Regions from separate parts of the Homo sapiens genome. Here region 2 is linked to region 1. The links are chromatin loops, found by intact Hi-C in ENCODE. Cell type or tissue: gastrocnemius medialis. All regions are shown on one strand. Each heading gives the region's core, and the rest is flanking DNA. Links, peaks and the distances in the headings are about the cores only. Region 1 overlaps DYSF (dysferlin). Region 2 overlaps LOC124907827 (a long non-coding RNA gene).

What was found. Peaks named below come from ENCODE experiments on the same cell type or tissue, not always from the same donor. Only the 100,000 strongest peaks of a DNase experiment are listed, where the experiment ranks them.
Region 2: it touches region 1 in a loop (3-fold over the local background); 2 of 110 quality-filtered maps call a loop at or near these places.

The regions. Positions count from the first base shown.
Region 1 is chr2:71,680,438-71,688,765 of GRCh38, forward strand. It overlaps DYSF (dysferlin), which reads left to right. Exons shown (of 56, transcript NM_001130987.2): 54 at 564-673; 55 at 2,093-2,240; 56 at 6,017-6,326. The coding sequence ends at 6,055. Among named protein-coding and RNA genes, the nearest start is that of DYSF, 220 kb to the left of the region's middle. In gastrocnemius medialis, for the core only: no CTCF peak of the experiment used is centred there; DNase peaks (open chromatin) are centred at 3,944, 5,184, 5,294, 5,924 and 5 weaker places; H3K27ac peaks cover 4,877 bases.
Region 2 is chr2:71,738,868-71,747,195 of GRCh38, forward strand. It overlaps LOC124907827 (a long non-coding RNA gene), which reads left to right. Exons shown (of 2, transcript XR_007086966.1): 2 at 3,837-4,914. Among named protein-coding and RNA genes, the nearest start is that of DYSF, 280 kb to the left of the region's middle. In gastrocnemius medialis, for the core only: no CTCF peak of the experiment used is centred there; DNase peaks (open chromatin) are centred at 4,174 and 5,554; H3K27ac peaks cover 3,275 bases.

The DNA of each region.
Region 1 (8,328 bases), core at 40-8,039:
CGGACTCTGTCATCCGACTTCTAAAATCCTTCTAAATAAATAACCCAATAAATTTTAAAAGTCTAGGTTCTGGGATATTTGTTGCAGCATTATTTACCCTATCAAAGAGTTGGAAACAACCTAAATGAACCAAAATAAGTAGTTTACTAAATAATTATGGTCAACCATCCCATACAATGTTTGGCAGTCATTAAAAACCGAACTTTAAAGAATAGACAACTACATAGTGAAATATATTCCGAAGTGAAAAAAGCCATCTATGGAACTGTATATGCACAGTGTGACATTTCATAAGCTTGCAGAGAAAATCAGCTATGATGCATGCAAATGTTAACAGTGCTTGTCTCCATGTAGTGGAAGTAGGGGTGGCAGTCTCCCTTCTTTATACATTTCTGAAGTTTCCAAATGTTTTACAAAGAGCAGGTGCTGCTTTTATGTTCAGAAACCCTACATCTTTTTTTTTAAATAATGAAGTGGCCCTTATGTTTTTTCTGGCCTGGTTACTCTCCAGGCCACTGAGCAGAGCCTTCGTGCCCCTAACCAAGTGCTCTCTGTCCCCTCAGGGCAAGCTGGAAATGACCTTGGAGATTGTAGCAGAGAGTGAGCATGAGGAGCGGCCTGCTGGCCAGGGCCGGGATGAGCCCAACATGAACCCTAAGCTTGAGGACCCAAGGTCAGTGCCCAGCCCCTGAGCCCCAATGCCCACAGGTCTGGGGGTATAGGCCACAGTCCAGGAGGCATCCCATTGCATGGCCATGTAGAAGTCACAAAGCCCACGTGGCTCAGAGAGGGGCACGACTCATCCAAGGCCACACAGTAAGTTAGGGGGAAGGTGATGGGCATCTGTCCAGAGAACACTGGGCTCAGCGAATTCAAGATGCAGGTGCTATTGGGTACCTGTTGGTTGTGTGCCAAGCATGCTATCCTATGCATGTGTACATTGTGCTATGGAACCTTCCCTGCAGGGTAGTTGTTATTATCCCCATTTTACAGATGAGGAACAATCTCAGCAAAGTTAAATAAGGGCATTCCAGCTAGGACAGTGGTGAAGCAGAAATGCTCTCACCTGGTCTGATTGGCTCCAGAGCCCGATCAAGGTCTTGACCCTACCAAGCTGCCTTCGGTGGCTCTCCTATGGTGCCAGTGTGACTTTCAAATGGTTTTTCAGCCTTCATTTTTCCATCTGTGAAATGGGGAGCCCAATCCCTGTCTTCCCTACATCACAGACCTCTTGGGGAGATAGACCAAGCCAATGGATGTAGATGCTGTGAAGGCAGTTACAGGGGCAGAGTCACTGAAAGATGGCTGTGGGGGCTCAGGAATGTGTTTGCTGGATCCCGCCCCACCAGCCTACTTGGCTCAAGTTGGATTTAGCATAGATGGCTCAGTTAGTCACCATGCTGTGATTAGCACCGTGTGCCTGAGTGCCATGGGGCTGGCAGAGCAGTGAGAGGCACCCTTGCCTAAGGATGCTGGGATCTGCACAGGAAGAAAAGAGAGACCCGTGAGACACCAGTGTGCAATCTGATGTTAACGGGGCCATGATGGAGACCCAGAATCCTCCACGTATTTTGAGATGTGGAGCTGGCCTAGGGAAAGGTTTTGAGATTCTTGGTTGTGAGAGAACCAGCTTCCTATGTTCTCTTCCCACCGTTGTTCCCTGAGCATGGACTAGCCATGTGCATCTGGGCAGGTGTCTTGGCTTATCTGGGGCTCGGTGGGCTGGAGAGCACTTTGAAGCACTGCCCAGCTCCTAAATCTGCAGTTTGTGATTAAGTCCTGGGTCAGGAATGGGTGAGGGCACCAAGGAAGGTGTCCTGGAGAGGATGGCAGAGAAACTGGGCCACTGAGGATGCTTAGGGCTTGGCAGCACCCAGAAGAGGAGGGCAGCACAGGTGGGGGTGATACTGTAGCAAGGGCTTGGGGGAGAGGGAATGCAAGGTGCAAAGGGCTAGTTTAGGGACAGGGCCTGGGCAGGCGCTGGGGGTGGACTGTGGAGGGCCAGGCCATTGGACCTGCTGTTGAGAGAAGAGTTTGGAGAAAGCAGCCCTAGTAAAGGATGCCCAGTTGACCTCCGGGATCTCGCTTCCAGGCGCCCCGACACCTCCTTCCTGTGGTTTACCTCCCCATACAAGACCATGAAGTTCATCCTGTGGCGGCGTTTCCGGTGGGCCATCATCCTCTTCATCATCCTCTTCATCCTGCTGCTGTTCCTGGCCATCTTCATCTACGCCTTCCCGGTGAGCAGGCCTGACGACACTGTGGTGGGGGAACTCTGGGTCTAATGGGGGAGTTCATCATTGTCCTCAAAGAGCTCTCCCAGTCTAATGGAGAGAAGTAACCTCTGTCCTTGGAGAGCCCCTGGTCTGATGAGGATACAGAGCCCAGCTCTGGGGAGTCTCCAATCTGGTAGGTGTACAAAGTTCTACCCTTGGAGGCTCTTAGTCCAGTGAGAGAAACTGAGTTCTTGCCCTTCATGGTGAGACAAAGCTGTCCTCAGCAAGCCCCTAGAATTTGTAATGAAGGGGTTAGGAGAAGATGAGGCCCTTTGGGTTGCGGTGGGCAGGGGGACTTTCTGGAAGGGAGGTGTGGAACTGGGTCTGAAAGGAAGGTGAGATGTTGATGGCAGAGCAGAGAAGGTCCCTTTGTCTTAACAGCAGTTGCAAATCCAGAGGAAGGGAGGAGCTGGGGCTGGGAGAGCATCTCAGGGTCCACCTGAGGCACTCAATAGAGTGTGTCCTGCCTCCTGCAGCAGGTGGGCATAGGGAAGCTGTCGGGGAGCGGGAGGCTGGCCCAGGAGCCCTTACTTGGCTCGGTGCCCATTTGGGTTTCCTTTCACTTGGTAAGAAGCCAATTGATGAGCTTGTGGGGCCATACCAGAGGTGGCTGTCGTGCCCTTGCTCTGTGGGGCCCTGCCTGGGGGAGGAAGGTCCCTGCCTGTGCTTCCCCAGCCCGCACAGCTCATCAGGGAACCCGGATCACCAGGGAGCCTCCCCCAGTGTCTCTGATACTTTAGACCTTGAAGGGGTTGCAGCATTCTCAGGCTGACACCTGATTTCTAATGCTCTTTAAAATTTAAAAGAAATCTTTTTAATATGAAAACTCCAACCCTATATAAAAGTGGAGAGAATGGTGTAATCCACCCCTTGAGGACCTTATGTTGGTGGCAAAGACGCAAACACCCAGAGAAGGAAAGGGCCTGGCCGTAGGCTGCACAGTATTCCATGCACACTCCCAATCCAGGGCTCACTGTGATTCCCACTTCAGGCCTCAGTCCTGGTCAGCACCAGGCCACTGGCCCAGAGCATTGATCCCATGGCAGACAGGCTGCTTGGGGAACTGCCCCCAGGTGAGCTCTTTGCTCTGTGAGTCCTCCAGGAGGAGGAAAGGGCAAGAGCCCCTCCATCCCACTGCAGCTGGCTATGCCCATGTCTGCAGAATGCATCTCAGAGAGGAAGAGAGTTATAACCACACAGCTTTCCATGCAGTTCTAACAGCTGAACTGAGAGGAGCTGGGGAAAGGATGTCTGGTTTGGATGTCCGGACCAGCTACCATCTGGGCCATAGTGACTAAGGAGAGTCTAGAACCAGGGTGGTGAAGGGTCTGCCTACAGGCCAGGCCTGCTAAGCTGGCTGTGGTCACCTGAGGCGCAATGGAGAAATGTTTCTGAGGTTCTGAGGTTTGTCCATCAGCAAAATCTGACTGTGGTCCAGGGTAGATCTAGGTTGCAGGGACTCGAGGTGTGTACGATGTGGGAGGCCTCTTTAAGCCAAGGGAGACGAGATTACAAATATAAGCTGAGATACAGGACTGTGGAAGAGTGTGTGCACGTGTGGTGTCCTGCAGCATGAGCTGTTGCTGTGACCTGAGATCCGGGGTCAGGCCCCAGGACTTCTGCCTGGTGTCTCCTGCCCAGGGGGCACCCTTCCCAGCCTGCCTCAAGCTCCTCCTCCCATTCGGAGCCCAGCTGGCCAGTGTTCAGTTAGCCACAGAGACTCTAAGCACGTGTGTGCGTCTGGGAGGTAAGGGCGTGTTTTGGGGATGAGGGAGAAGAGGATGAGGCCTCATGCCACTGGGGAGTGCTCACTTCCCTGGGGAGACATTGAAACCAGAGAGTAAGGAAAAGTACTGTGGATGATCAAATGCTCTTTTGGGAGGCTCAGGCCGTGGGAGTTTAGGAAGAGAAGAGCTGCTGCAGACCCTCGCCCTTGGTGTAGTCGGAGGACTAGCAGCAGTAGCACCAGGGAACTCACTAGAAACTCAGAGTCCCCGGCCGGCCCCGGCCTGCTGAGGGGGAATCTGCATGTAGGCACATGATGGTTGGAGAAACCCTGTTGGATGTGACAGAGCTCTGTCGCTGGAGTCAGGATTATGGACTCTTCCTGTGACCTTGGCAAATCCCTCCTGCTCACATGAGGAAGGGGCTGCACTAGGTTAGCTCTGGCCTTCTGTGGCTGGGACTGTGCTTAGGGGAGCACTGTCATCTTCCCTGGCTGCTGTATATTAAGCCAAGCCTCCTTCTGAAAAGCCAAGGGGAGGGGAAAGGCAGGTCCAAAGTGGCATCACCACCACCCATGACATGCCTAAGCCCAGCCCCTGCCAGCTGCACCCTGCACTGCTAGGCTACTGGGCAGCAGATCTAGGCCTCCAGGGGCCTGGGGAAGGAGGCCCTGCTGCCTGGCTGGGAGAGGAAGGAAAGATTTCCAGTCACTTCCAGCCTGTGGTCCTTCCTCATCGCTGTGGGCAGAAGCAGAGTGGTACTGTGGGGGGCCTGGTCAGAGCTCCTCCCTGTCTCCTGTCCCCCCAGCAGCGGGCCACTCTCCTTTGAGTTCTTCTGGAAGTTGTCCTCTTTAAAATATGGACCCTGCTTCCCCTCTCCCAGGGCTGGTGTGGGGATGTCAGATCCTAGGTAAGGGGTCTAGGGATGAAGGGGGTGGCCTGGGCCTGAGGCTGCAGACTGGCTTTGCTCACAGGTCTTTGCTACAAGCTGAGCACATCCTGCCTCCTTCCACCCAAGTCACTCATTCATTTGGCCAGTACCAGATGATGAGGGCCGGGCCCTGGTGACCCTCACCTGGCTTTCAGGCCATGGGACAGAGGCTGCCTGCCCCAAGCCAGGGCCTAGTGGAGAGGGGCCCAAGGACAGGGCAGCTTCCTCCAGTTGGCCTAATCCCCTACCCTCTTGGAAATTCCCTTGGGAGGGGTATGAGGGGGCAGCCTGTCTGATTCCTCTCAGCTTCCCCCTCAGAGCCAGCCGGGAGCAGGGCCAGCGTGGGGAGGCAGGAGGCGTTTGGCGGGGAAGGAGGGCCGGCTCTGTTTCCAGAGTTGGCTTTCCCCAGCCGGCGCTGGGGAACATACTGTCCCAATTAGGAGCCCTGTATTGTGTTGTATGTGTTTTCATGGTTTTTGGGGGGAGAAGTGGGGAGGGGAGGATACTGTCAATCCTGCAGCAGGCAGGGCTCAATCAAGGGTGCCCTGTCTCTAGTGCTGGGCTGTGCCGTGGGTCATCCACGACAGCCCATCCCCAACTCTCTCTCTGCTTTCTGGACAGGGGTGTGATGACCCGTAAGCCCTGGGCTGCCATGTGGGGGAGGACCCTGGGCCCCACCTTCAGCACCTGTCTGATGGAAGAGGCCAGGTCCAGGGTGCTCAGAGTCCTCTGGGCAGTCAGCTGGAACCTGGAAATGGGCCTGGCTTGATGGGGGAGAAGACAGAGCAATTTGGGCAGCTTTGGCCCCCAGGTGGGAGGGTGCGGGTGGAGTTTCGGAGGGTATGGGTTTGCCTGATGGGCTGGAGCACTAGGCAGGGCGGAGTGTTGAGCCCCACATGGTATGGATGGCAAGTGGTGAGGGCGAGGCGTGGGCAGGTGGTTGAAGAGCCACGAGCGTCCTCTCCCAGCCTCTTGCCTGTTGGCAGCTTAGCCCCATCCTCTGAGCCCCAGGTCTGGGACAGCTGCTCTGGCTGTGCCTGCCCCAGTGGGATCACCATGGGTCCCTGTCTCCTCCCTCCCTCCAGAACTATGCTGCCATGAAGCTGGTGAAGCCCTTCAGCTGAGGACTCTCCTGCCCTGTAGAAGGGGCCGTGGGGTCCCCTCCAGCATGGGACTGGCCTGCCTCCTCCGCCCAGCTCGGCGAGCTCCTCCAGACCTCCTAGGCCTGATTGTCCTGCCAGGGTGGGCAGACAGACAGATGGACCGGCCCACACTCCCAGAGTTGCTAACATGGAGCTCTGAGATCACCCCACTTCCATCATTTCCTTCTCCCCCAACCCAACGCTTTTTTGGATCAGCTCAGACATATTTCAGTATAAAACAGTTGGAACCACACAGCAGTGTCAGTGTGTGTATCTCTACAGTACCTGAACAGGGAGTGACTGTGAAGGGGGATATGCCTGGGTGGGCGGGGAGGGTGGACGGGGTATGGGTGCTGCTTCCAGCCCAGCCTTCTGGAGGGAGAGGCAGCTGAGAAGCAGTGGGTGGGGCCCGTGGAACTGCTTCTTCTTTCACAAGACTGGTTGGGGGTGGGGTGGGCTTGGGGCTTGGTGTCTGGTTTGCCTTAGCCCCGGCCTCCTCTGCCTCCTCTCCAATCCAGGACTTTCCCCTTTCCCCCTGCCTTCTCCTTACTCGGGCACCCCCCCCGTCTCCCAGGCTGCCCTTTGCCTAGGAGGGCAGCTACCTGTATCTTCTGGTTTCTTTGACCATGCTAGGGAAGAGGTTCCATTTTATAGAAAGGGAACTCCAGTGGGGAGGGTTCGGCCAGAAATCCCCTAGGCAGGGAGGCCACTGTACCTCTGGCTTTGGCCTATTCCCATAGAATCCTGGGATTTCTTGCGATTCTCTCTCTCTGCTTCCTCTCTCTGCTTTAAGAATCCGATCTGGACAAAGACACCTTTTTCTTGTGGTCTAAAGCTTAGTTGTAGCCATTGGTTTGACATTTCCTGCAGGAATCAGGCTTAATCTACAGAAGCAGCAGGAACATACTTGGAGAGAAAGCCAAGCGCTTGAAAACATCACGTTTCCAAGAGTCTCCTGCATCTCTCGCCTGAGGGGCTGAACTCTGTGAGCACAGAGCTGGCAGCCTCCACTCCCGTTACCCAGCGGGTGTCCCCGGTTTTCCACGGTGACCCTGCATCCTGGCCCAGTCCTCCTTGGCTCTTCACTGATTGGCAGGACTGGGGGTGGTTGGGACAGGGTTGATGTCTGGAACCTGCCTGGGTGAGGGAGCTACACCTTGAAAGCAGGGTGCTTCTTACTTCAGGAGAGCTTCAGGCTAGAGGTGGCTATGAGTCCTGAGACCCTGACACCTGAACCCTAGAGCCAGGGGCCACGCCGCACGTAGGACACAGCAGGGACTGGGGTCAGAGCTTTTCTGGGAAGGTCAGTCTGGTGCTGAGCCTTCACTGAGCACACTAAGCATGCCTGTGGGGAGGCAGTGAGAGGAGGCTGGCCTTTAGGGAGGGCTAGAGGGAGAGGAAGGAAGGGGTGGGGCCACCACTTCAGGAGGCCCCGAGCGAGATTTTTAGGAGAGGGAAAACCTGAGAATATTTGAAGGGAGGAAGGAGGAAGCCACTTGTTAGGGAAAGATCAAAGACACAAGAAAGAGTATGAGGTAATTCATGGAATCAGTTTCTGGAGAAGGAGAGGAGGGGGTTTGCTTTGGAAAGAAGGTCTGTTTTGTCTTCCAGGGCGGAAAGGCAAGAGGAAATGAATGAATACCATGCAACTATCAGCTGGATTAAAAGAGCTTTAGGGGTCATTGTGCTCATTTTTTCATTTCTTCCTTCACTTTATTCTTGATTCTCTGGGTTGCAGGTAATGGAAAACCCCACTCAAGCTACGAAAGGGAATTCAATGGCTTTACAGAAATGAAACACCCAGATGATTGGTTTCAGGTAAAGGCTGATCCAGCTCCTCAATGTGAGATCATTGAGAGTTTGTGTTCTCAAGGTTGGCTTCAGTTTAAAGCTGGCTCCATTCATCGTGCTGGGCTTGAAGCTGCTCTCTGAGACCACATAGACCACTAAGAAAAACTCAGAGGGGGATGAGGAATGGATGGCAAGGGGACACCATCCCCAGCAAACGCGCCTTGAGATGCTCTATGTGGCAGGCCTAGAGCAAGGTCTGAGGATGAGTTGCATGTGACTCTTTGCCTTCCATAGCTCCCAGCACGGTGGGGAAATTGTTCCCTTTTGGGAGTATCAAAGAAGGAGTGCCCACTGCCCTGGGGAAGGAAGGGGCAGGAGACTCTCTCAAGAAGGGATACCATTTGAGTGGAGCATCGGACTGGCCCGGCGGCTAAGAGAGGAAAGGTGTTCTCAGTGGCAGAAGT
Region 2 (8,328 bases), core at 318-8,317, 59 kb after region 1:
TACACGCGTCATTTTCTTTTTTTTTTTCTTTCCAACTTTTATTTTAAGTTCAGGGACACATGTGCAGGATGTGCAGGTTTGTTACATAGGTAAACGTGTGCCATGGTTGTTTGCTGCACAGATCATTCCATCACCTAGGTATTAAGCCCAGCATCCATTAGCTATTCTTTCCGATGCTCTTCCTCTTCCCACTCCACCCCCACCCTCTGACAGGCCCCAGAGTGTTGTTCCCCTTGAAGTGTTCATGTGTTCTCATCACTCAGCTCCCACTTATAAGTAAGAACATCCAGTATTTGGTTTTCTGTTCCTATATTAGTTTGCTGAAGATAATGGCTTCCAGCTCCATCCATGTCCTTGCAAAGGACATGATCTTGTTCCTTTTTATGGCTGCATAATATTCCATGATACATATGTACCACATTTTCTCTATCCAATCTGCATTGATGGGCATTTAGGTTGATTCCATGTCTTTTCTATTTTGAGTAGTGCTGCAATGAACATAAGGGTGCATGTATCTTTATAATAGGATAATTTATATTCCTTTGAGTATATACCTGGTAATGGGATTCCTGGGTCAAATGGTATTTCTGCCTCTAGGTCTTTGAGGAATCGCCACACTGTCTTCCACAATGGTTGACCTAATTTACACTCCCAACAGTGTAAAAGCATTCTTTTTTTCTGTACAACCTTGCTAGCATCTGTTGGTTTTTGACTTTTTGATAATAGCCATTCTGACTAGTGTGAGATGGTATCTCATTGTGGTATTTAACTGCATTTCTCTAACGATCAGTGATGTTGAGCTTTTTTTCATATGTTCGTTGACCATATGAATGTCTTCTTTTGAGAAGTATTTGTTCATATCCTTTGCCCACTTTTTAATGGTTTTTTTTTTGTAAATTGTTTGATGTTAGACCTTTGTCAGATGGATAGATTGCAAAATTTTTATCCCATTCTGTAGGTTGTCTGTTCACTCTGATGATAGTTTCTTTTGCTATGAAGAAGCTCTTTAGTTAAATTCGATCCTATTTGTCAATTTTTGCTTTGTTGCAATTGCTTTTGGCATTTTCATCATGAAATCTTTCCTGTGCCTATGTCCTGAATGGTATTGCTTGGATTTTCTTCTAGGGTTTTGATTCATCACATAAACAGAACTAAAGACAAAAACCACATGATTATTTCAATAGATGCAAAAAAGGCCTTTGGTAAAATTCAACATCCCTTCATATTAAAAACTCCCAATAAACTAGGTATTGAAGGAACAGACCTCAAAATAATAAAAGCCATATATGACAAACCCACAGCCAATATCATACTGAATGGGCAAAAGCTGGAAGCATTCCCCTTGAAAATAGGCATAAGGCAAGGATGCCATCTGTCACCACTCCTATTCAACATAGTATTGGAAGTTCTGGCCAGGGCAACCAGGTGAGAAAGAAATAAATGGTATTCACACAGGAAGAAAGGAAATCAAACTATCTTTGTTTGTAGATTACATGATCCTATATTTAGAAAATCCCATTGTCTCAGCCCAAAAGTTTCTTAAGCTGATAAACAACTTCAGCAAAGTCTCAGGATACAAAATCAATGTGCAGAAATCACTGGCATTCCTATACACCAACAACATGCAAGCCGAGAGCCAAATCATGAATGAACTCCCATTCATAATTGCCACACACACACCTAAGCACACAGCTAACAAGGGAAATGAAGGACCTTTTCAAAGAGAACTACAAAGCACTGCTCAAGGAAATCAGAGATGACACAAACAAATGGAAAAACATTTCATGCTCATGGATAGGAAGAATCAATATAGTGAAAATGGCCATACTGCCTAAAGCAATTTATAGATTCAATGATATTCACATTAAATGACCATTGACATTCTTCACGGAATTAGAAAAAAAGTATTTAAAAATTCATATGGAAGCAAAAAAGAGCCTGAGTAGCCAAGACAATCCTAAGCAGAAAGAACAAAGATGGAGGCATCATACTACCTGACTTCAAACTATACGACAAAGGTACGGTAACCAAAACAGCATGCTATTGGTACAAAAACAGACATATAGACCAATGGAACAGAATAGAGATCTCAGAAATAAGACTTCACACCTACAACCATCTGATCTTCGACAAACCTGACAAAAACAAGTAATGGGGAGAGGATTCCCTATTTAATAAATGGTGCTGAAAACACTCGCTAGCCATATGCAGAAAATTGAACCTGTACCTCTTCCTTACACCATATACAAAAATCAACTCAATATGGATTAAAGACTGAAATGTAAAATCCATTTTCAAACATAGCGCATCATGATGCTAGTTAAGTATCTTAGGTGGGATCCCTAGAAATAGTCACTGAGACAAGGATTTAAATGCAAGCAGGAAAGTAACCCCCAAAGCACCGGGGGGAGGGAAGAAGAGAGACAAAGAAGAGAAGAAGCCGATAAAAGGAGTATTATCAAGTAGCTATCAATGTGGGCAACTGGGGCTCCATCTATGGGAAACTATGGAAGACAGAGTTTTCCAAGCCAGGAGGAAGGAAGCTGGGATATTTATCTTCCATCTTCCCATCTTTCTTTTTCTGAGGGCTACCTCTGGGAGCATTAATTCTCCAGTGTTCTGGCTTGTCCCATGCACAAGCAGAGTCACAGGTTTGTATAGCAGGCAGTCTTTGGTCTGTGGAGGAAGTATTGAGGGGCTTTGGACAGGGGACCAAGAGAGCTTGCTGCAATATGATTTTACAAATAAGGTACATCCTCCACCCTTGCCCTAAACCTCACCAAGAGTCTGATGTGCAATCCAGAGTTAGGAATCACTGTGCTGGTGTGCTATGACAAGGTTTTTGGATAATGCTGGAGATGGTCATTATGAGATGAATAAAAAAAATTAATGAAGTGCCCTGTGGGAGACAGTTTTCCATGGGTCTGTCATGTTTCTGCACATCTTGCCAGGAAAAGCACAGGCTCCTTTTATTCCTGACTACCTTTTCAAGGTTGTTTGCTTAGTTAATAGTTTGAGAAGATAAAGGTATCTCCCTCTGGAGCAAAGGACACCTTTGTTTACTATCCAATATAATAAAGACAAGGCCTTCCTCTGGATCAAAATTTAGGCATTATTATGCCTATTATAAAAGATTCAGGATGCCTAAGCTAGAGATCCCTTCTCTCCTGTAATGCAACCCACTGTGTGTGCAGGCATCACCTGGCCTTCTTTACATTACCCTGTAGGAATTAGGATTCACGGGACTGGTGCCAATGTTGATTCTCTGGTTACTGCTTATTTTTGTGAGTAATGAACTATCCTTTGTCTCTGACCCAGGAGTCTTGTGTCTTCTGCCAGCATCCATGAAACAGTGGCAGCTAGCTTGCTGGCTTGCAAGAAGGACAGAATCTGAGCTCCTTCACAGTTCTTGACACCTCTTCCCTAATCCCCCACCCCAAAGTCCGTGGTCATCATGTAGTTGATGAAAAGAGACATGAGATTTCCTGCTCGGGAGCTCATAATCTACTTGAGGAAATAAGACAAATGAGTAGGAAATAAGAAATTATCTACAACACTGCCTGATGAATAACAGCATAGTCCTTGAGTAGAGGCTCTGAGAGTGGATGGGAGGGAGGGAAGGGTATTTTAGGTGTGAAGAAGATCTGGAGCAAAGCAGGGAGTAAACACAGGGTGTCCAGGACAGTCCTGGGCTAGGTGAGGGTTGGCCCTAACACAGAGAGTCAGGAGTGCCCAGTTGGGGAATGCAGACTGGGCTCTGTGGGTCATGGGGAGTTCTAGAAGCCCCTATATCGTGTTGCCTTTTTTTCTCATGTTCCACCCTTTTTCTTCTCTAGGACTCACTGACCTGACCCCTCCATCTCCCCAACTCACTGTGCCCCAAGGTATCTTGGAAAAATCCCCAAAGAAGATATGGCAGTTTTGTTTGTGTGGCCTGTGAGCTGGGATGGGAGCTGAGTCCAGAGTCCATAAGAGCCCCCACCCACTCTCCTGGGCAGCAACGAAAGACCACCAGGAATGTCCAACAGGGAATAGATTTATGGCCAAGCTAGGAGGAGCATCCCTGTGAAGACACCTACGGAGTCGTTTCGACAGGAGAATTTACAAGCGCCCTCCTTCGCTTGCTACTGAGTGGAAAAATACACTGAGCCCAGAGCAGTGAACTCCTTGCCAAGGCCTGTGACTCATCTCCAAGTCATAAATAACGGGTCCCTCATGACAAAGCAGAGAAGGGAGCCGGGCCCAGGGCCACGTATTTATTAGAAAAGAGAGTGGAACCATTAGTCGGGGGCTTGGTTTCCAGGAAACTCAAACCACACCACAGTAGAGAAGGTCAGGAGGCCCTTCCACAGGAATTCAGACCTGACATTTTTTTCATATTCTCAAACTTTCATGTGGGGAGGAGACCCCTGCTACATCCACCAGAGGCATCCCCTGGCCACCCAGTTCCATGGGCCAGGAGGAGTCTTGCTGTTTCCCAGGCCCTGGGGGCCACTCCACCATCCCCTGCCCCTGATACTTTTGATGGCGACCAGGGGAGGCAGAACCGCCTGTCTCGGTGGCCCCACTGACATCAGGAAACGTTTAGTGCCTGAGAAGTGTGACCTCTGACGAGTTACGACTCCTCCTGAGGCCTCCATTTCACAAACCTTCCAGGACCGCTGTCAGAATGAGGTGGGGGAGTAGACTCAGGACCGTGCAAGCCCATGGGATGAGCTCACAGCCATGAGCGGCATGGTCTAAGGGAAGAAGGAAAGAGAAGAGAAGAGAAAAGTTGGCTCTGCTGGTCTCTCCCTCTGGGTTGTTCCCCTTGTCTCTGTGCTCTTCTCTGTCTCTGATTATAAAGGACTCAGAATCTAAAGGATAATAGATGCAGATGGATGGAACAATAAATCGTGTGGACTGTTGATAAAACCTTTGTGCTTGAAGAAAATACAACTGTGTGTGGTTCTGAGAAGGCTGAACTCATCATCTCCCCCTAAACCCACTCGTGTGTGGTCAACACCACCTCCCTAGTTGTTCAGGCCAGAAAAATGTGTGTCTAGGTTGATACCCCACATCACCCCTACTTCCTGCAGCAATGACCTTTGCTCTCCCCAACTTCTCTTCCTTGGTCCCCACCCCTCCCACCCCTGCCACCCCTCCCACCCCTGCCACCCCTGCCCTGGCTCAGGACACTGACATCCTTCACCCGATAGCATAGGTCTGAGCACATTGCACTCCCAACCCTTTGGTGGCCTCCCCTGATCTTCTGGCTCAAGTCCACTCTCTTCAGACCCCAAATGCAGGCCTGGTGGTGCTATTCCTTCTCTCTTGTTCACGGCTCAAGGCCAGGGGCTGGCGCCTCCTTCTGCATGCTCCTTCCTCAGAGTCCCTGCCCATGCAGACACTTCCCTTAGCCTCCCGAAGCCTTGGTGGCCCCTAACTGCTCGTACTCATCTGTGTCCCCACCCTGGCCATGCACTCCTTCAGGCAGGGGCCATCTTACTCATCTAATCCTTCCTGGCTGCACAGAACCTGGCCTGCAAATGACAGCTGGGGAGAGCTCAAGGAGTGAATGATATGAATGGCTGAAGAGATGAATGAAGTGATGAATCAATCCTGCCTGCATGACAGCTCTTGGCACAGACAGGAATGTGTGCTGCATCTGCTTCCCTGCTCTGAACTGTGCCCTATTTTCATTGCCTTCTTCTGGCCCTAACTAATGACTGGCCTTACACACAGAGGACTAATGGAAGCTCTGTGCGTGGGTCAGCTGTTTGATCTTTGCTACCTCAGCTGTTAGGGAAACTTCACTCTTCTACCCTGATCTATGCTGGGCATTTCAGACACTGCAGGAAGGTCAGGAACATTTATTGTGTTTCCAGGGTCCTGGTTCTGAGATATCGAGGCTGGAAATGCATCCCCCCAGGTGTGTTTCCATGTGCACTGCAATCACAGAGCATGAGCATTGAAGCAGAATGAAATCGCGACACTCAGACCTGAGAAGCGTCACAGGAGTGCTTTGGACCAACATCTTCACTGTACTGATGAGGTCCTTGGAGGCAAGGGCTCGACCTGCAGTCCCCCGTGTTGGTGAGAGGCAGCCCTAGAATCCCAGGTTCCTGACTCCCAGTCCATGCTCACTAGTGAGCCTTTCATGCTCGGCAGTTCCCTCAGCTGTCTCCTCTTGCCACTGCCCCTCCTCCTGATGTTCAGGAGCCCTGGGCTGCTCAAGCTCCCTCTCATTCAGCCAGTGTTGCCTACAAACTCTCTCTCCAGGTATTGCCAGCCTCACTGTTTTCCAGTTCTGTTTATTGTTTATTTTTGCAGATAGTTATCTGCCTCCCATCTAGTATGTGGGGCATAGAATCTATTGCAGGGACAAAGAGACCTCAGCCTTGGTGATAACAGGTTTGGGTCTCAGAATCCCAGGGCTTAGAATCACCTTCTTGGGACTTATTCAAGTCAGCAGGTCATCCAGGTGCATCGCTGATCCTGTTTCAACTTCTCGCAGGCTCAGAAAGGGCTGAGAAGGACCCAGAGTGGAATTACTACAGGCTCATCCATCTCAGTGGGGCTAAGGGTGCTCACTGATCAGGGAGGGAGAGCACACCCGGCTAAAGGCCATAAACAGAAGAGAGACAAGTTTGGATAAATATGAGGCAAACTCTGTGCTTGACTCTTGAGTCTTCACCACTTAAGTTTTCAGCATCAAGAGGATCCACTTTGGGAGGACTTCCTGGAGGAGATAAACTCTGGGAAAGTTCACTGGGAACCTGGGAGAAGGTGGACTGGGAGAAGAGGAGGGACAGAAGCTGGAAGAATGTCCCCCTAGTCCTGGGACCTCGATTAATGCTGGGGCTGAAGTGTCACCATATTTAGCTCAGGGAGTGGAAGGCCTCATCCTCTGTAGGGTGGGAGAGACCGGGAGGCTTAGATTCAACCTAGAGGGGTTATTCAGGCTGATGTCTTGGGCTGTAGCCCTTGGCATGGAATCTTCAGCCTTAGGTTCCAGAGGGACATTACCTCCCCACCATGACCCTCCTGAGCCAGGTCTCAGCCTAAGCTGCTGCCACTGCCCATTGCTTGAATGGGCTTGAATGTTTATTCCCCTCAAAACTCATGTTGGAATTCAGTTGCCATTGTAACAGTATTAAGAGGTGGGGCCTAATGGGAGTTGTTTAGGTCATGAGGGCATCACTCTTACCAATGGAGTCATGCTGCTATATGAAGTGCATGTGGGTTCACTTCTTCTGCCTTGTGCCATGTAAGGACACAGCAAGAAGGTCTTACCAAGATGCTGACACCTTGATCTCAGACTGTGCAGCCTTCAGAACTGTGAGAAATACATTTCTGTTCTTTATAAATGTTCCAGTCTCAGGTATTCTGTTTTAGCAGCACAAATGAGCTAAAATACCCATCAAACAGTTACTCTGGAGGGAGACACGCAGTCTCCCAGTGAGCAGATACAACCACCAGTCCATCTTTTCTCCTATCCTAGTAGGGGTCAATTGCATAAGTAGGGGAATGAGTGTTTGAGAAATACAGTTCTAGAGGTGGGATTTGAGGCAGCAGCCATGAGCTTGAGTATAAATAATGCTCGAGGAAGGAAGCAGGCTGGTCGCATTGCCTCTGCACACTGCACCTGAACAGCGAGGGCTCTCAGGGGGTTCTCCAGTTTGGAAAAAAGTCGGTACTACTGGTTTTTCCAGCCATGTTTTCTGCCTCGGCCCATCTTCACCCTGTTTTTTAGATATATCCAACTCTGGAAGGATCTACATATTCCCAGTTCTTGCCCAGGCTGTTTTCTCTGCCCTTTCTACCAACTTCCTACCCCCATTTCAGCCTTCATCCTCTGGGTAACTCCTACCTGGTCTTCCAGAGCACGCCCACGTAACAGGCACGCCGTAAGTGTTGAACCAAACACCAGACACTGCTCAGGGGCCATAGGAACTGAGAGAGCTGAGTTCAAGCTCTCTAAGTTCTCTTTGCAGAGAATCCCCTGCACCTAATTTGCTTGTGATCTTGGGCAAATCACTCCCATTCTGTGGCCTCAACTTCTTTATCTGTCAATGAGGCTGCTGAGCTGGCTGAGCTGTGAGCCTTCCAGCTCTGACACACACCCTGGGTGGCAGCGAGGCCAAGGTCCCGGCCCCAGGCTCTCTCCCTGGCCTGCCTCACTCTCCCCAGCCGGGAGGAACATCCTGAACAGCGTTAAGAATAATAAACACGGGCTGATAAACATCAATAGGCCCGCCTGGTGCCAAAAAGAAAAGAGGGAAGACTGCATTGCTGGCTGGAGCCTCCCTGGACCACGGAGCTGCTGCCAGTTCCTTAATCATCTGG